Regions from separate parts of the Homo sapiens genome. Here all the other regions are linked to region 1. The links are chromatin loops, found by intact Hi-C in ENCODE. Cell type or tissue: endothelial cell of umbilical vein. All regions are shown on one strand. Region 1 has its middle 37 kb from the start of ERCC4. Region 2 has its middle 13 kb from the start of MRTFB. Region 3 overlaps MRTFB (myocardin related transcription factor B). Region 4 has its middle 4.4 kb from the start of TRT-CGT2-1.

What was found. Hi-C counts contacts between places; a loop is a spot of excess contacts. Peaks named below come from ENCODE experiments on the same cell type or tissue, not always from the same donor. Only the 100,000 strongest peaks of a DNase experiment are listed, where the experiment ranks them.
Region 2: it touches region 1 in a loop (6-fold over the local background); 5 of 110 quality-filtered maps call a loop at or near these places.
Region 3: it touches region 1 in a loop (2.4-fold over the local background); 6 of 110 quality-filtered maps call a loop at or near these places.
Region 4: it touches region 1 in a loop (2.3-fold over the local background); 2 of 110 quality-filtered maps call a loop at or near these places.

The regions. Positions count from the first base shown.
Region 1 is chr16:13,954,954-13,959,953 of GRCh38, reverse strand. No RefSeq gene overlaps it. Among named protein-coding and RNA genes, the nearest start is that of ERCC4, 37 kb to the right of the region's middle. RefSeq lists enhancers at 2,145-2,264, 2,078-3,277 and silencers at 2,365-2,424, 2,445-2,494, 3,735-3,804. In endothelial cell of umbilical vein, no CTCF peak of the experiment used is centred here; DNase peaks (open chromatin) are centred at 2,013 and 2,383; H3K27ac peaks cover 1,183 bases.
Region 2 is chr16:14,055,989-14,060,988 of GRCh38, reverse strand. It overlaps a transcript of MRTFB not described here. Among named protein-coding and RNA genes, the nearest start is that of MRTFB, 13 kb to the left of the region's middle. In endothelial cell of umbilical vein, no CTCF peak of the experiment used is centred here; DNase peaks (open chromatin) are centred at 2,878 and 3,778; H3K27ac peaks cover 2,641 bases.
Region 3 is chr16:14,193,694-14,198,693 of GRCh38, reverse strand. All of the region lies in intron 3 of MRTFB (myocardin related transcription factor B), which reads right to left. Among named protein-coding and RNA genes, the nearest start is that of TRT-CGT2-1, 90 kb to the left of the region's middle. In endothelial cell of umbilical vein, no CTCF peak of the experiment used is centred here; DNase peaks (open chromatin) are centred at 1,973 and 2,493; H3K27ac peaks cover 1,254 bases.
Region 4 is chr16:14,287,810-14,292,809 of GRCh38, reverse strand. No RefSeq gene overlaps it. Among named protein-coding and RNA genes, the nearest start is that of TRT-CGT2-1, 4.4 kb to the right of the region's middle. RefSeq lists a silencer at 2,744-3,038. In endothelial cell of umbilical vein, a CTCF peak has its summit at 2,879 (motif pointing right); no DNase peak of the experiment used is centred here.

The sequences.
Region 1 (5,000 bases):
TGTGCCATCTAAGCACACACGTATTCATTTCTCCCTAAATTAATTTGCTCCCTGGTGTGCTGGTTTCCAAGCTTTAAGTCATTTCACGTGTGTGTGTTTTGTGGCCACAGCCCAATGGCACAGCTCTTGCATGCTGTCATGCTGTTGGCTTGACTCAACTTGAATTTGCTGAAACCTGAAGGCAAAAACAGCCTTCTCCTGTCCTGTGGCCGCCTGGGGTGGGGTACCTTGAAGGTGCTTCTTTTTCCTTTGCTACTAGGTTGGTGTAAAAGTAACTGCGGACAGGGCACGGTGGCACATGCCTGTAATGCCAGTGCTTTGGGAGGCTGAAGTGGGTGGATCACCTGAGGTCAGGAGTTCGAGACCAGACTGACCAACATGGCAAAACCCCGTCTCTACTAGAAATACAAAATTAGTCAGGTGTGGTGGCACATGCCTGTAATCCCAGCTACTCAGGAGGCTGAGGCAGGGGAATCACTTGAACCTGGAAGGCGGAGGTTGCAGTGAGCCAATGTTACGCCATTGCACTCCGGTGTGGGCAACAAGAGGGAAACTCTATCTCAAAAAAAAAAAAAAAAAAAAAAGGAATTGAGGTTTTTGCCATTGAAAATAATGGCAATAACTGCAATTACTTTTAAAAAATGTTTTATTTATTTTTTGATTTTCATTTTTTTTGAGACGAGTCTTGCTCTGTTACCCAGGCTGGAGTGCAGTGGTGCGATCTCGGATCACTGCAACCTCCTCCTCCTGGGTTCAAATGATTTTCCTGCCTCAGCCTCCCAGGTAGCTGGGATTACAGGCACTGGCCACCATGCCCGGCTAATTTCTGTATTTTTAGTAGAGATGGGTTTCACCATGTTGGCCAGGCTGGTCTCAAACTCCTGACCTCAAGTGATCCACCCACCTCGCCTCCCGAAGTGCTGGGATTACAGACGTGAGCCACCGCTCCTGGCATAATAACCACAATTACTTTTGCACCAATCTAATACCCAACAGCTCCCCCACCCTCCTCCAAATTTGTCACAACCTGGGTTTCACCTATCCCGACTGCCTTCATTCCCTTTTACCTAGTGAAATACGGAGTTGAGTAAAAATAAATGTTACCTACTAACACACACTCTGGGAGTCTGAGATCAGCATTGGATGCTGTGACCTCATGATCCCTTCAGGCAGGTACTCTGTGTGTGTTTGCACCCAAATACAAGCAATAGATCGGTATGGATGGGGAAGGGAGGAGGTAACACTGAACTTCATGATAAATCATAATAATAATTAACCACCACGCAGGATGACCAGTGCTCTCTTCATTGTTGCGTCAAAGGCCACCAGGCTATCTACGCTGATACTGCTCAGCTCCTGGTGTTGTGGGTCACTCCCTATAAATTCCCTCCTGTTTCATTCTGGCTGCTGGATGACTCAGTTTCTTCTTCTAATATTCTGTCTGTATCTTCCCTTCTTCTAAGTGTAGGCATTTTTAGCATTCTGTTAGTCGTTTACGGTTTCTTTACCTTAACCACTTACTTATTCAACCAATGTCTTCAGTTCTCATTTCAATGCAGGTGCCTACTACATCTTTTTTTTTCCTGCTAAACTATGTTTCTTCTAAAAAATATTTGAAGTATAATTTATATACAATACACTGCACATATTGAGTGTATGCTTTTATGATTTTGACATCTATACATTGCAAAACCATCACCGCTAAAATTACAAACATTTCTATCAATTCCAAATGAGTTTCTTTGTGAGCACAGCCAATTTTTATCCTTACTCTGGAAGCTCTATTGGTTTCGAAGGGATGTGACCTGATGCAGAAGCCCAGGGCTTAACATGGGGTCACTGATAATATTCAAGAAATCAACAGAACTCTACTCAAAAATCTACCTCTTTCTCAGGGGGAAAATTCCCAACAAGACTTGGGACTTCAAGTCTGACTCATGCTGTGTCCTGGGGCGCAGACTCGGGCTCTGATAAGAGGAAGTCAATCTGTCCTCTATTTGTTTATAATGAGTCATGCTCGAAGTCAGGCATCTAGTTTTTGTCTCTCCTCTGTCATGGTTAGGCAAGAATTGGAGGAAGATACACCCCAATTCGGAGTGCAGTGATCCTTAAAGTGTCCGAGGGCTCCAGTGTAGTTCAGGACGTGGGACTTAATGGGGACCCCTACCAATGGAGGCCGGGAGCACCAAGTCTTGGAGTTGAGGTCTACCTTCCTCCCACATCTCCAGGGCAGATGTTAGTGAGTTACAGATTTATTTGCAAGAGGAAAGGGAAAAGGCAGCTGAGTTTTCAGTAAGTCCTTGAGTCCTGTCCACTCTACCCCCTACCCCCATCTATTAGTGACAGAGGGCGGCATGAGTCACAACTCTCAGCCCAAGCCCACACTGGAGCAATTAACCACATAATTGCCTCAGTGATGAACCTTCCCCCAGCTGCAAGCCGCCCCCGGGGCAGCGCTCTAGGCTGTGAGCCAACAGCCTTCAGTTGCATGAATTGTGAAGGCCTGGGTTTAAACAGCCGAAGTTGCAATTCTTTTAGCCAATGCCTTCTTGGCTCCAATTTAAAATTCTTATACATGAGTCCTGATGGGAGCATGGAGGATGTTTCAACTAGAATTAATGTCACAATCAAGTCAACATAAAGTAGATTTATCTGCTGTTTCCATGCATTGCAGCAAAGTGCTCTGTTCTGAGAACAAATTACCATAGCAACTCAGCCGCCCCAGTTACAGTAAGCTCAGTACGACCAAAATAAAAATCCTTACCAAGTTGTAGGATTGGCGAGTGAGAGTTGCTGAACATCGACTTTCAGTTTCCAGATGACATTAGCCAGCATATATTTTGGTTTTAAAAAATCGCTGAAAGGGAGGCTTTAAATAATAACAAAATTATAAAGCCAGGTTACAAACAGAGAGGGGTCCTAGGCTGTTCCACCGCGAGCTTAAACACAAGCAAACTTCAATGCCAAACAGCAGCGTTTTTTTGTTAAAACAGAAGGCTGCCGAAAAGGCTCATTACTACTTATCGTGGCGTGCCCATTCCGTTTCACATGGTGGGGAGCATGATCAGGTTGATGCTGGTCTTTAAGAAGAAGCAATTCAATACAAAAACAGGTTTTCTGTAGGTGTGAAAGGAAGAAAAGCAAAACCACGTTCGTTTTTTTCCCTCCACCCCCATCCCCCACAATACTAAATTTTGGTTCTGCCTAATTCTCTGTTCTCTCTCTAGTGCCTTCCTTCTCCCACTTTGCTCTGCTCCCTCATCCTGATCACCAACAAGCAAAATCGCCCCTCTGTTCAGCCTGCCCATCCTCGTTTTCTTCATCCTCACCACCCCCCATGGCTTCCTCAGACCCCCAGGCGGGCGTGTGCCCCTAGGTCTCCTGGACACACCACACAGGATGACCAGCGCTGTCTTCATTGTTGCCTTGAAGGCCGCCAGCGCTCATACGGCTCAACTCCTGATGTTGTGGGTCACTCCCTTGAAATTCCCTCCTGTTTTCATTCTGGCTGCTGGATGACTCAGTTTCTTCTTCTAATTTTCTGTCTCTATCTTGCCACCTCCTAAGTGTAGGCATTTTTAGCGTTCTGTTAGTCGTTTCAGGTTTCTTTACCTTAACCACTTATTTATTCAGCCAATGTTTTCAGTTCTCACTTCAGTGCAGATGCCTACTACATCTTTCTTTTTTTCCCCCTCTTTTGACACAGTCTGTCTCTGTCACTCAGGCTGGAGTGCAGTGGTGCAATCTCCGCTCACCGCAACCTCAGCCTCCCAGGCTCGAGAGATTCTCACGCCTCAACCTCCCAAGTAGCTGGGACTACAGGTGTGGACCACCACGCCCGGCTAATTTTTGTATTTTTAGTAGAGATGGGGGTTTCACTATGTTGACCAGACTGCTCTCGAACTCCTGGCCTCAAGTGATCCGCCCACCTTGGCCTCCCAAAGTGCTGGGATTACAGGCGTGAGCCACCACGCCCAACCCCTACTACATCTTGTATTGAGACTGTCCCCTGGCTCTCTGCTATCTCAAAATCAACCTGATCAAAACCGTACTTCTCCTTTCCCATCAAAACTGTACTTCTCCGTTTCCAAATCAAGTCCTTCTCTAGACTTTAACTTTTCTCTTCAACAGTCTCATCATCTCCTGAGCCCAGGCTTAAAAAGTAGGCATTATTTAGACTCTTCCCGGGCATACATTTCATTTGCCACCTTCCAAAGATTGTCCTTCCTTCCATTTCGAAAGCTGTCATTCTAGTTCTGGCCTTCGTTACCTGTTGCTTAGATTGTTACAACAGCTTCTGAGGTGGTCTTTTCACCTCCAATCCTCCCTTCTAGACAGCAAGGTCTGGCAGAAAGATGACAGGTTTTGGAGTCTGAATCTGCAATGTCCTTCCACTGTGGCTTTAGTCACTTAATCTCTCAGTATGTCTCTTTGTCTGTAAAGGTAGCATACACAACCCACATGGCACACTGTAAATTAATATTAGTTCCTTTCCATTTCAAAATCTCTACTGCCAGACCAAAATTTTAAAAGTCTTCTGGTTCATTTTTTCCTTAATTGAACATTCGCTTTTCTACTGAAATGAGAACTCCTCATCCTAGCCCTTAAGAGACTCCTACAATATGGCCCTCGTATTGCTCCTACTTAGCGTTCACAACTCCCTCTTTAAACATTATTCTATTTCCCATCTGTTTCTTCACTAATGTGGTAGACCGGGGCTGAAGTGCAGAGCCCTGCATCTGTCTGCTGAAATCCTAGCTGTTTTTTAAGACCCATCTCGAATTCTACCTCCTCTCTGAGGCTATTCCTGTTCCCTGCAGGGATATGACCTCTTCCTCTGACCTCAGGAACACTTCTATCTCTCTTGTGGATTTTTTATTCTTCCACCTGCTCATTTTCTGCCTCTGACTTCTCTTCACTGCAAGACTGAATGTCCCTCGATGGCGTGGACTGTTTGTTATAGCATCAAACCCAGAGAGAGCCCTCTGCCTTATGCACTA
Region 2 (5,000 bases), 100 kb before region 1:
ATTTTTAGTAGAGACAGGGTTTCACTGTGTTAGCCAGGATGGTCTCGATCTCCTGACCTCCTGATCTGCCCACCTTGGCCTCCCAAAGTGCTGGGATTACAGGCGTGAGCCACCGCGCCCGGCCAAACTTTGGTTGTTTTAAGCAGCTCCTGGTTGATGGCTGTCATAGCATGCACTAGCCTATCCCGCCTGATATATCTAGGATGGTCACTTGCTCACTGATTCCCTTGAACATATTTCTGCTGTGTTTCCAAACCCCACCTGGATAAGAGAAAAAGCTCAGGCAGCAGTTCTAAAGATTCTGGTTCAACACACCTTGGATGAGGCCCAGATCTCTGCAGATTTCTGGAGCTTCCCAGTGATTCTGTTGCACTGCCAAGCCTGAGACCCCTGCATTACCATGGACCACTCGTGATGAACAATAGGATGTGGTCCCTACCCTTGAGGGCTACGTAGATTGGAGAAGACTGGTGCCGAGAGAGAAAAATGAAAATTCAAACAGGGTAAGAGACCTGAAACCTGCGAAATGAAGTGAGAATATATGAGAGCTTTATGAACTATAAAGCTTGACCTGTAATAAAAATAGATGTGTTTCCTGGCGAATCCATTCATCAACTGTGTGACCCAAGACTGGGTGCATAGGCTCTCAGCCTAACGTATATATCATAAAATTATGTGTCTCAGTCGGGCATAGTGGCTCACACCTGTGATTTCAGCACTTTGGGAGGCCGAGGCGGGCAGATCACTTGAGGTCAGAAGTTCGAGACCAGCCTGGCCAACATGGTGAAATCCTGTCTCTACTAAAAGTACAAAAATTAGCTGGGCATGGTGGCGGGCTCCTGTAATCCCAGCTACTCTGGAAGCCGAGGCATGAGAACTGCTTGAACTCAGGAGGCAGAGATTGCAGTGAGCTGAGATTGCGCCACTGCACTTCAGCCTGGGTGACAGAGTGAGACTCCGTCTCAAAAAAAAAAAAAAAAAAAAAAAAAAATTACATGTCTCTCTGTTTTCCAGATATGAATATTGAAGTTGAGAAGGGTTCTGAAATGTAGCCCATGATCATACAGCGAGCACATGGCTAAATTGGAATTCAGACCCAGGTCCTTCCATATTTAAAGTCCGAGGCCCCACTGGTTTGCACAAGGCCCCTGCTTATCTCTCCAGCTTTAGCTCTTGTCTTCCCCTTCACCTTGGACCCTATCTTCTAGCCAACTCCAAGCTTCTCTTTCTAGGCACATGCTGTGCCATTTCCTCTGTGTTTTGGCTCACGCCTGTCTTTCTGTCCAGCATGATTTTCCTCCTTTCTCACAACCTTGCCTCTAAACACTGGAACACTCATGGTTTGCAGGCATAATCCTTGGACACTCAGTTTGATGTGCTGTCACCATCTTCCACAGTGTGGCCCTGCAAATGGCCTTGCACCTGCCGACTGGATGCCTCTGTCATTAGATTGCATCTGTGTGGAGGGCAGAGCTTGTCGTCCTGTCCTTGGGTCATCTGACTAGCATCCTAACACTTATACTAAAATATCAGCCATGACCACCTGAATACTCAGCTCAGCAAAACCAAAGCCTATAGCTTACAAGGCAGACCCTTCCAGGTAGCGGGGAGAGGGGGCAGGGAGAGGTTGATTAACGGATTAGCAAAATTACAGCTAGATGAGAGCAGTAAGTTCTAGGCTTCTGTAGTACTGTATGGTGACTATAATTAACATATTTTATTGTATATTTTCAAAAAGCTAGAAGAGAGGATTTTGAATATTTACAACACAAAGAAATGATAAATGTTTGAAGTGCTAGATATGTTAATACCCTGATTTGATCATTACACTGATTTGAGCATTGTCTGTATGTATCAAAATATCTGTATCCCATAAATATGAACAATTATTATGTGGCAAATAAAAATAAAAGGAAAAAATATTATGTCAATAATGAGTTATACAAAGGATTAAATATGTATTACTTTGGGCCGGGGGCGGTGGCTCATGCCTGTAATCCCAGCACTTTGGGAGGCCGAGGCAGGCGGATCACTTGAGGCCAGGAGTTCGAGACCAGCCTGGCCAACATGGCAAAACCCTGTCTCTACTACAAATAGAAAAAATTAGCTGGGCGTGGTGGCACGCACCCATAATCCCAGCTACTCGGGAGGCTAAGGCACGAGAATCTCTTGAATCCAGGAGGCAGAGGTTGCAGTGAGCTGAAATCTCACCACTGCACTCCAGCCTGGGCGACAGAGCGAGACTCCGTCTCAAAAAAAAAAAAAAAAAAAAAAAACAAATACAAATAAAAAATAAATAAATAAATATGTTTTAGTTTAAAGAAAAGCCCTTCCAGTAAGACCACACAGAAGAATACTTAAGAAAGCAAGTTGAGAGTTCTGATCCAGTCTTTGCCACTTTGTAGTTTTGCAGCTACAAGCACCATATTTCATTCTTCTTGACCTGTTTCCCAGATGTGAAATGACACATCTGAGACAGTACCTACCTCACACAGTCGTTGTGAGAATTCAATGAGATTGATGTGTACAACAAACTTGGGTACATTGCCCGGCTCATGAGGAAGAATTGGACTAAATTCCAGCTGCCTTCATTATTTCTATTATTGTTGCCTTCTTTTTATTATTAAAGCTATGGAGCATGCCCTTGTAGCTACTTGTAGTTATTCTTATGATTACTCACCACATCCTCCCTCCCTTCCCGCCAACCCTAAGTGACTTTGCTAAAGATTCCTTCCGAGAACGGATAGTGTTCTTGGAATTCGCGAAATGAGTTCTTCATTGTCTTATGATGGTTCAGTGCCCCAGTGGTGATTTTGCACTCCTGGCACCCCCGGGAAGCTGCCCAGTTGGCTCCCCAGGAAGTTGGTGCCTGCCAAGCCCATTCCATCCAGGCTTCCTGGATACAGCTAAGAAAATACGGGCTCTCCGTAGGCTCTCCCTCCCACTGACTTGACATCTCCCTGCTCCGGGGTATTCTGGGTTTATTTCTGGTCAGCTCAGGTCACTGTGAAGGTGGCCCCCACCCCTGGCTCTGGGAATGGCAGGATCCCAAACAGGCCCGTGGGCCTCTGGAATTGTTGATAACACTAAAAGGAATAATACCTGGAACACACTTATTTTCTTTCCTCCCAGGAGGAGCTCAGAGTTGGACTCTTTAGTTTTGAATAACAAGCACTTCATTTGCCATCAGAGTGAGCCAATCTTGCCTTGCCTTAGTTATCTTTAGCATATCCAGAGTGTGGTAGGCAAAATTTGGGTTTTCAGCGAAGCATTCCTCGGGGTTTCATAGTGAACAACTCTGAACTGTTATGAAAGGACGGAAAAACAGAAAATTCCTCCACACCCAAAGTATTACAAGAACAGGGAACTTAAGGAAAAAACCAAGTCCCAGACAACAAAATAAAGGGAAATGTAAGCTTGGCTTTTTGTATTGAAAAGATTCTGATGACCCAGCCATGAAAGGTTTCCACTAGGATCTGCTTGGAGGTGAAAATTCACAGGGTCTGTGAAAAGGAAAATAAAGATGGGAAGTCAGAAGAAAAGGAAAGGGAACAACATGTGTGTTGGAAGATGAAGGGGACAGAAATCAATGAGATGGTTAAAAGACAAGAGGTAAGGTGCCCCCAGGAACAAGAATTGTTGCCAAAGTAAGAGGGCCATCGGGTGACAGTATTTTCCAGAAGGCTGGAGCAGAAAACAGGCACACACACAATTTTTTTTTTCCGGAAATATGTTGACACACAACTGCTCAAATAAATTTGCATTCCCATCTCAACTGACTCATTTTTTGGCTGGAACAGTGAGCTTACATTCCAGAGCCCAGGCCGACCCTCTTGCACCCCCACTGCCGATAAAGTATAAAATGTGTAATTAGTGCTTTTTGCAGTAGGAAGGACCGTGATGTCAGCTCAGCTCTCTTTCCTGTAGCCTCTGTCTGCAATATCTAGCATTCAGTGTTGCATCCTTATGTCAACCATTTCCACAGGAGAAAAGATGAGAGGAAGGGTGAGAAGGGAGCATATTTTTACAGCTTACCAGGATTTAAGCATCAGTCTTTCAATTAAAAAACAAAGTTACAAACAGGGGAAAGAGGGATGTTAGACTGAGTGCTGTGATGATGAATTGAAATCAGTAGTATTGGTATGAACTAAAGGTTTCTTAATATGTAGAGATAGGTATAGGTGGACAGATGGATGGATAGATAGATAGACAGATAGATACATAGATAGATAGATATATCCATGCATGCATGGATTGGTATACATAATATATTCTCAAGCTCTGAACACTGAGAGACTCCAGCAGCAAGGATTCTCCACTAGCAGTGAGCACACCTACCACTCAGATCTTGGTTTCTAAATACCATTCTCCAAAAAAAGAGAGACCAGGGCTCCTTGGAGAGGTGGTTACTTCCAGAACTGGAGCGGAGAAAATACAAAATGCCTGTAGAATACCTTGTGATGCCAGAAAATAGGGAATTGCTCAAAAAATAATTGGGGTTTATTGGAAGGATGTAGAGCTCCTCATGGCCAGAGATGGAAAAATTTGAGCAACAAACTAATGGTAATATTGGATTATAAGTCATAGAATAAATACCCATGAGTCCATAATAATAAGAAAGGAAGAAAAGGAGTAAGCAAGAAAAGGAGGAAGGAAGGAAAGGAGGAAAGAAGGAGGGAAGTATTTTCTTAAGAAGAATTACAATTAATAGGCCGGGCATGGTGGCTCATGGCTGTAATCCCAAAATTTTGGAAAGCCGAGGTGGGGGGATCCCTTGAGGTCAGGAGTTCAAGACCAGCCTGGCGAACATGACGAAACCCTGTCTCTACTGAAAATACAAAAATTACCAGGGCATGGTGGTGCACACCTGTAATCCCAGCTTGTTGGGAAGCTGAAGCATGAGAGTTACTTGAATCCAGGAGGCAGAGGTTGCAGTGAGCCGAGATTGTGCCACTGCACTCTAGCCTGGGTGACAGAGTGAGACTCTGTCTCAAAAACAA
Region 3 (5,000 bases), 240 kb before region 1:
AGGTCATCTGTTCCAAGTGAGATGGGTAAAGGGAAAGTTAATTTTGAGGCCAGTGAAGGAGGTTTGGAATAATCACTGTAGACTGTGAAGAGAAAGTCAAGAAGAGAAACATGGTTATGCATTACCGAAATGCTCCAACTAGTAAAGGCAACAGCCAGGGGGAGAGAAATCAGGAAACTGCATGGCAAGTTATTCACTGGCTCTAAATGGTATCATTTTTATCAGAGGAAAAGACCATAAGATACAAAATTAGAACATTTAGCAGTTCTTTCTAAAGTCTTTCCTAAAGAAGTTCTTTTCTAAACTGAATATAATTTTAGTTTATAACAATTGCAGCCCAGCAATTCTACTCCTAGGTGAAATAAGAATTGGAAACAAGTACTCAAACAAATACATGTACACACATGTCCATAGCAACTCTATTCACAATAGCCAAGAGGCAGAAACTGCCCAAATGTCATCAACAGATGAATGGATAAACAAATTGTGGCATATCCATACAATGGAATATTATTCAGTCATAAAAATAAATTAAATACTCATACTACAATGTGGATGAAACTGAAAAACATTACAAGGAAAAGAAGTCAGATATAAAAGCTCACATATTGTATGAGTCCCCATTTACATGAAATATCCAGAACTGGTAAATTCAGAGACAGAGTGCAGATTGGTGGTTGCCAGGGATTGCGGGGAAGGGAGCATGACAGCAACTGCTTAATCGTTAATTTTATGTTATGTGAATTTCACTTCAGTAATTAAAAAAAAGGAACAGTTAGCAGAACAGACATTATGAAACTAATTTCTCAATAATCACATTTCTTATTTCCTACCCACCCCTGGCTGGCCCCTCTCACCACCATAATTCCATTAACCATTAATAATGATTTGATCTTTTAACAATTTGGTAACTACAATAACAACTACATTATATATTCCCCATCACACTGCACGCTAGATATCTATATTTTGCCTCTATTTGCCCTACTAGACCTCATCCTTATATTTCTAGCACCTTCCACAATGCTTACCATATATATAAGTTTTAATAAACATGTTTTACTTAAATTTGCATGGTATACTTAGAGCATATAACTGAGTTGCTATTTTCTAAGAAAACAGAATACAATGTCACATTTAAGAATAAATTAACAAAATAATTTTCTATGGGCAAGTGATTATCATGGGGGCAAAACCAACACCGTTTCACTTCATTGCGGGAATTTGGAGTTTGGAGTTATTTTTGAATTGCTGATGATGGTAGGAACGAAGACAAAATGTAATTATGTTGTTCTGAAGGGTAAAAGACTAAAAAGGAGGGGCTATGAGTAAAAAAGTAAAGAAGGCCATGAAAAAGTGGTAGATTTCTCCACTTAGAATTAATGCGAAATTCAAGCTGCATTAAAGAAGAGAAAGCACTGGCCAGGCACGATGGCTCACGCCTGTAATCCCAGCACTTTGGGAGGCTTAGGCAGGCGGATCACTTGAGGTCAGGAGTTCGAGACCAGCCTGGCCAATATGGTGAAACCCCTATTAAAAATACAAAGATCAGCCAGGCGTGGTGGGGCACGATTGTAATCCCAGCTGCTTGGGAGGCTGAGGTGGAGGTGGGGTGGGGATCGCTTGAACCCGGGAGGCAGAGGTTGTAGTGAGCCGCAATCACGACACTGCACTCCAGTCTGGGCAACAGAGTGAGACTCCATCTCAAAAAAAAAAAAAAAAAAAAAAAGAAAAAAGAGAAAGCACTAAAGTACTCTCATAGATGATAAAAAGTAGTAACTGAATATCACAAATTTTGGGTTATATTTCAAGGGTGCTAATTTGCCAATTATAAAATGGGTTCTTCTTCAAGGAATTTTAAAAAGTGGAATGCAAACAGGCCAGAAATAAAATGGTGGTTTGTTCTGTAAAAGCTGTGCTATCTGCACTGGGTAAGCAAACTTCCACCAGCACTTCCTGTCTGAAACAAAAGCAGAGCTCCACAGTGTGCACATAAATATCAACCCCAGACACTACAAAGAGCAAACAGCATTTTGATCAGGAATTTTGATATTAAGACTATTTTCTGATGAAAAAGGGAGCAACAACATCAAGTTAACTGAAAAACTATTCAAATTAGTGTTTGAAAAAAGTTAGGCTCTAGACCAAGTGGAAATATTGCCTTTGATTTCAACATAAAGTTTACTGCATTCTTATTAAGTATACAGAATTGGAAAAGGAGGGGAAGTGGCAGGTGGTATAGACCTCGGAATTCTAAACCACCATCCCTTGCCTGTAAGGAAGTCCCACAATCTAGAATGTAGCATTTACCTTCTCTTAGAAATTAAAGAGCAAAATTAAAGTAAAAACTAAAATGCTAACAGGACCGCCATTATTCCAGACTAATACACTGTAGGTTTCCTACGATAATCTGCAGCATGAGGTCAGGAAGACAATGTTTCAACACTCAGCTTTGGAAATTTACAGGAGCTTTGATAACTCTCTGGCTGGCTGCTGCTTCTGTTGCCATGGAAACAGACAGCTAAAAATGGGGCATGTTTCTTTAAACTCATCATACCTTCACACAAATTCCCTTCTCCTTTTTGTCAAAAGTTGGAATGAATTTAAAGTATGCTTCTTGTGATATGACAGTATGTTGTCAAGCCAGGGGCCTGGTACAGAATGGCAGAGATAACATTAGCCTGCGACAGATGTACATAAAGATATTAATCATCCACTTAATTGATCACCAACAATGCAGAGGTTAAAACAATACTTGATTTTTCAAACAATTCATTTTTAACCTGTGAGATCATGTTGGTTCTATCCTTAAAGTTCTAAATTCCTTATCTATACAGTTCCCAAAGAAGATAATGTTTATTTTTCTTATTTTGAGGGCAATAAAAAATTCTACACTCCATCATGGTTTAGAATTTCAGTGTGCAGCTATAGGTAGAGCTAGTGCTACAAGCTAAAGCTCTGCTTCTGAATCCCTCTATAATGGAAAAATGTACATTGTATAGAATGTTCTCATGTTTCTTAATACAAATGCGTAAGGTGGGCTCTCTGAATAAAAGAACAATTAACGAAACAGGAAACAGTGGAATATTGTTTACCTCCAATTTTTCCCAGAATAGTAAGCACATGCTACTCTGTTGAAGTCAGATGATCCAGACTCAGTATCTCGGTTTTCCTTTCCATTTTGTGGATTCAGGAATGGGGCTGATACAAACACACACTCAAATATATTTACATATACACATTTGTACATATACCTATGTATATATATACACACACATGTGCAATGTGCCTAGCAAAACATAAACTAAGAACTGCCATAACTTGTGTGTTATCCTAATATCATAGCAACTGTGTGAGATGATCCAGACGATGATGGACCAAGCAGCCATGCACAGCATAGAGGATTGCCACATTATCCCTTGCCACGCACAAAAGCCAATTGTTCTGGTATTAGAATGTCATGTTTCGTGACATGTTTCAATGTCAGTAGTATGTGGAGAAAAGTTCTGATGTTTGGATGTTTTCGGTGTTTAAACTCCAAGATAGTCAATCTACTTGCTCTACTGTTTAGATTCAAATAAACGAGAAAAAGGGCAACTCTAGCAGATGATCATGCATGCTAGAATGCAGACACTGGATACTTGCACCTCCTCAGAAATCATATTCAGTTGGGAAATTGCCAGCCTGTGTGCATTCACCTGCTTCAATAGCCTAGAAATTGGTTTTACTTTGCCCCACACTGGGAAGGATGGCCAAGTGCGTCAAACGGAGCTTTAATGTGGGCTCATTGTTTGTCAGACTCCATCCTGGGAGCTTTACGGCTATCACCACATCTAATCCTCATAACAACCCTACATGGCGGGTACCAATACTGAGTTTTACAAAGGAATTAAGCATTTATCCAAGATCACACAGCTAGTGAGAAGCAGAGCCAGAATTAAAAAGGAAAATTTAGTCTTTCCACAAGATAATTAAAAAAAAAAAAAAAAAAGAAAAGCATACAAAAAGAAATACTTCCTAATATGCTATGAAGTTTTGGCCACTGTACCAATTAACCTCATCAGTGCTTTTGCTCACACTATCTCTATTTTATAAGAAATCTTGTACCTTAAAATACCACTAGAAAAAGTTCTTACATCAATAAGAATTCACTGCTGTTATAGACTGAACTGTGTCCCTCTCAAATTCCTACATGGAAGCCCTAACCCCCAATGTGACTGCATTTGGAAAAAGGGCCTTTCGGAGGTAAAGTTAAATGAGGTCACGAGGTTGGGACCCTGATCTGACAGGGTTAGTGTCCTCATGAGAAGAGACACCTGAGGGCTCACCCTCCCTCTTTCTTTCTCTCCCTGTGCATGCACAGCAAGAAGGCTACAAGCCTGGAAGAGACCCACCACCATTAACTGGCCTCACCAGGCTTCCTAGCCTCCAGAACTGTGAGAAAAGTAACTTCTGTTGTTTAAGCCAGGTAGTCCACCGGTATTTTGTTATTGCAGTATAAGCAATACAAATACAACTGGGAAGACACAAAGAAATGTTAAGATCTTCTTTGCCATTCTGATGCCTGCTAAAAAACCCTGATAAAGCTATCTTTAGGAAACAACGGAAAACCCAATGTTTCAAACGTATCTATACTTTTTCCTGAAAGCTTTTAATAAATTAGAGTGGTGTTATGATAGTACAGATGCTCCTTCACTTAGGATGGGTTTAAGTCGAAAACTGTAAGTCAAAATGCATTTAATACTCTGATAAACCCATCATAAAGTCAAAAATCCTAAGTTGAACCACTGTAAGCAGGGACTATTATCACCTTAATGAGGTGAGACTGATATGATGAAATACTAATCAAGGCCTACCCTGACGCTGAATGTAGGCCTTAAAATGGTTTAAATGGTAATTTTGATGTGCCTTTTTCCTTTAGGTGATGGAATCAGGATAACCACAGCAGCCCCACGAACACTTTCCTGGTTATTCTATCCCAGGAAATAAACATCCTCCTG
Region 4 (5,000 bases), 330 kb before region 1:
CTCTCCTTTAAGACATAGTTGGTTGTGCCTGGTTTCAGCTTCATCCTTGCCACTCAGTCCACTGAAATCAAAGTGGAGGAGGCACTGGTCTGGGTGAGTGGGCCATCCTGGGCCAGCCTGGTCTCGCTGGACCTGGTCACCCAGGGAGGAAAAGTTAGCCTCAGAGTTTTGGCAGACGGGCCAAAGTGTGTTAAGAAACTAGAGGAAGGCCAGGCACGGTAGTTCATGCCCGTAATCCCAGCACTTTGGGAGGCCAAGGCAGGAGGATCACTTGAGCGCAAGATTTCAAGACCAGCCTGGGCAACATAGTAAGACCTAGTCTCTACTAAAAAAAATTTTTTTTAAAGTAGCTGGGCCCGGTGGCATGTGCCTGTGGTCCCAGCTACTTGAAAGGCAGAGGCAGGAGGATTGCTTGAGCCTAGGAGTTTGAGGCTGCAGTGAGCTATGATCATACCACTGCACGGCAGCCTGGGTGACAGAGGGAGACTCTGTCTAAAAAAACAAAACAAAAAACACTAACGTAATTCTAACCCAAGTGGAAATGAAAGAATTGATCAACTTCCCTATCGGCATAGAACTTTTCTCTGGAACTCACATGACTAGGGTTGCGGCACCAACTCTCAGACCAATACCAACTTAAAAATAAATGCTGCTGCATTTGAAGTGTTTTGACCAGAGGTTGCACTTGGCAGGCTGCAGGCCAAGTTGAGCCCACAGATGTGTTTCATTTGGCCTGTGGAGCATTTAAAATAATAAATTTGACTTAGTGGCCAACATTTTTAAATCAGGAAATTTCATATTTTAAAAATCCAGATTTCTGGCCGCTTCTAAAAAAAATGGATGATCCAAAAGATTTGGCAGCAGAGAGCCTGTGTTCCCACAGGGGCCAAATAGTGGTATATCTGTTGTTGGGGTATGCTAGCTGCTGTTACAGACAACCCCAGTCTTTCAGTGGCTTAGCACAATACATGTTTATTTCTTGCTCATATCACTGTCCAAGGAATAGGGGACAGGCATGATTCTTAGAAGACAGGGATAACTTTGGGGGGCATCCTAGAGTCTATTTACCATACTTCTCAAAGGAAGATGAAGGGCTTGTTATTTGCGTGTTTTGAGAATTGCTACAGGTTTTGCATTTAGCAAGGCCTAAGTTTGGGGGTTCTTTTTTACCTACAGCAAGTAAAAATCAGCTTGCTCACCTGAATTAGAAGGGCAGAGTGGAAGCAAAAAAAAAAACCCCGGAATGGTGGGAAACGTTCGTTGTGCGCCAGCCTGGTGATTTGCTCAGCAAAACTCAAGTTGATGTGATATAAACAACGTCTGCTGCTTCCAGGGGCCTGCCACAATATTTTCTTTTAAGTGCTACTCACGCCTGAAATACACTTCTGGTTTTGAAATGTGGTTCTCAGCCCATGCACGTCTACAAACCACCCGCTCCCTTATTAAGAGTTCCATTTTTAATTCTTGAATGTAGGTTTCCTAAGCACATGATGTCAGCCCATATGGGAAACCTGACAGGGCAGGGGGGACTGGAGGCCTCCCCTTGGAGAGGGTCAGCGTGATGACAGGACAGGGCTTTTGCACTGGGAACTTAGCATCGTCTCCGTGTAAGTGGCCACTCCGTGTTAACGCTTCTGCTCCCCAGAGCCCAGAGATCCGATTACTCTTTATATTTTCTCTTTTTTCTGTTAACTTTGTACGTTTTGCTGCAAAAATAGTGAATCCAAAAGCCATAGAGCCTCTCTTTGCCAAGGCCATGATATCAGGAAAAAACTTGGAATTTTCTCTGCAATTTCCTCTCCATCTCTCACCCCACCTGGAGATATTATCAACAGCATGAGGTGTGGCGAAGCCTTCGCAGGGGTATGGACTTTCTCTACATTCCAAGAAACCAAAACCAACACACATATACACATATACGTAATGATAAATGTGTATTTATCTTTGCAAAAACGAGATACTAAAAATTAATTATACAAGATGAGGAAGTTTGAGATCTGCTGTATATAGCTAACGGTAGGATACATACACATAAACGTTTGTTAAGAGGGTAGATCCCATGTTAAATATTCTTACACCATACACAAAAGGACACATGGAAAGTTTTGGAGGTGACAGATATGTTTATTACCTTTTTTTTTTTCGAGACAGAGTCTTGCTCTGTTTCTCAGGTTGGAATGCAGTGGTGTCGTCTCAGCTCACTGCAACCTCCACCTCCTGGGTTCAAGTGATTCTTATGCCTCAGCCTCCTGAGTAGCTGGGACTTTGGGCGCATGCCACCATACCTGGGTAATTTTTGTATTTTTAGTAGAGATGGGGTTTCACCATTTCAGCCAGGCTAGTCTTGAACTCCTTGCCTCAAGTGATCAGCCTGCCTCGGCCTCCCTAAGTGCTGGGATTACAAGGTAATACTTGATTCTTGATTGTGGTGAGACTATCAGCAGGTGCATGCATATGTCCAAATGCATCAAATTATACACATTAAATAAGTGCAGTTTTCTGGTTTATCAATTATACCTCCAGACACCTTTAAAACAAAACAAAACAAAAAACCAGAAAAACCAGACTATCAACTTTTCTCACTTAACTATATTCATTATCATGTCAGATCAATCCATCAATCATTCCTTTAAATGGCTTCCTACCATATCATGACATGGATGGGTCAGCATTTACTGAACCGTCCTGGCTGGCGGATGTTTAAAATGTTGTCATCAGAAGAACTCCATGACAGAGGAAGCGAGTGAATGTGTGTCATTCCGAATTTACAACGGGAGAAACTGAGGCACGGAGCCGTTAAAGTGGCTAGTCTGAGGCTCCCACCAGTTCCCAAGAGATGTAGGGGCAGAGCAGAGTCTAGCACTGCTCTTGCTTCATGCCTCCACAAGGTGTCACTGTTGAACTTGCTCCTGCACAGCCTCTGTTGACAAACTGCCCCTCCTTGCTAAAGCTAGGATCCTCACAGGAACCTGGCTTCCCTTCTGTTGCTTCAGAAGTCCTGTTAGGTTGGGCGTGGTGGTACACACCTGTAGGCACAGCTACTTGGAAAGCTGAGGCAGGAGGATCGTTTGAACCCAGGAGTTTGAGGCTCCAGTGAGCTATGATTGTGCTACTGCACTCCAGTCTGGGCAACAGAGCAAGACTGAATCTCTACAAAATAAATAAATGAAAAGTTCTGTTAAACCCTATTCTGCCACTAATTAACTGTGAATAACAGGAAGGTGGGTTGGAAGAGTTTAATTCCTTCTTTCCCAGAAAGCCACGGGCTCCTTATGCAAATCTACCTCTTCCCTCCTGCATGGTCATTTTGCGTGCTGGGATCCCTAAACGTCTCTCTAGGCTCTGTCTTACCTGCCTCTCTTTCCTCCCCAACCCCAGCATCAGAGCCCTTCTTATCTTCCTTTTACACTTCCAACAGAGACGAGGGATTGAATCTGCAAGAACAAAGAGTTGACTTCAAGGTGACTTTCACACATGAAATTCATACAGAAGTTATAGAAATCCAAACATGGCTTTATAGATTCATGAACACAAGTGGTTTAAATGAACACAACACGTCTTGCTTATTCAGAAACATGATCAGCTTCGCCCGTTTCAGTCTAAACAGAACCTGCTTCAAGGATTTAGCTCACTAGTTTCCGATACTGCAGCACGTGCCAAAGTGCTTTTGCAGCTCTGGCACCCCAGATTTCAAGCAGAAGTTACAGTTTTGAGACCTATGTGTCATCTTTCAGGCTTGAAAATAAAAAACAAAACAAAACAGCAAGCACTTCTTCATACACAAATATATATATATATCCTTAGTCATTTTGTGCACACTTTTTTGCATAAATGGTATCTACAGTATTGTAAATTGTGTTTTTCTAATACATTCTCCACCTGATACAGACAGGCTATGGTGGAGATGGATGAGAATGGGCTGTCTCCCTGGGTGATGTCACAGAGAAGGAGTGCTGGTCTACTCTGTGGATGGGGACAGAAAGACAAGGACAGGAAATCTGGGTGGACAATTCCATGCTCTTCAAAGATATTGGCCTACCTGCCCAAGAGCCGTGTTTTTTTGTTTTGTTTTGTTTTTTGAGATGGAGTTTCACTCCTGTCACCCAGGCTGGAGTGCAATGGTGCAATCTTGGCTCACTGCAACTTCTGCCTCCTGGGTTCAAGCGATTCTCCTGCCTCAGCCTCCCGAGTAGCCGGGAGTACAAGCACCCACTACCATGCCCGGCTAATTTTTCTATTTTTGGTAGAGACGGGGTTTCACCATGTTGGCCAGGCTGGTCTTGAACTCCTGACCTCAGGTGATCCACCTACCTTAGCCTCCCAAAGTGCTGGGATTACAGGCGTGAGCCACCTTACCTGGCCCATACGTGATCTTTTATGGCACCTATTCAAAAAGAAACGAATGGGCCAGGCACAGTGGCTCATGCCTGTAATCCCAGCACTTTGGGAGGCTGAGGCAGGAGGCTGAGGTGGGAGGATCATTTGAGCCCAGGAGTTTGAGACCAGCCTGAGCAACATAAGGAGACACCAATGTCGATCCCACCGCCCACCCCCCCAAAAAAAAAGCCAGGTGTGGTGCTAGCGCCTGTAGTCCTGGCTACTTGAAAGGCTGAGTTGGGATGATTGCTTGAGCCCAGGAGTTCGAGGCTGCAGTGAGCTATGACAGCACCATTGCACTCCAGCCTGGGCAATAGAGCGAGACCCTGTCTCCAAAAAAGAAAGTAAAATAAAAAGAAATGAATAGATGCTCCAGTGGAGACAAGAGAACATTCAACATTTATTTGCTTTAATTCTGAATTGTTCTAATTTGCCTGTGTCCCAAAAGGTTTTTGTGTTTGGGTAGGGGTTTTGAGGGACAGGGTGATTCTGGAAAAAAATTGCATATGTAGTACAAAGAAATCATCTTGAAGAAAACCCAAGCAATGTAGAGCACACGTTTACCTGGTAAGAAGTGAAGGAGCCCTTTCAACAGCTTTCCTAGTCTACTTCCCTCCCAGGGG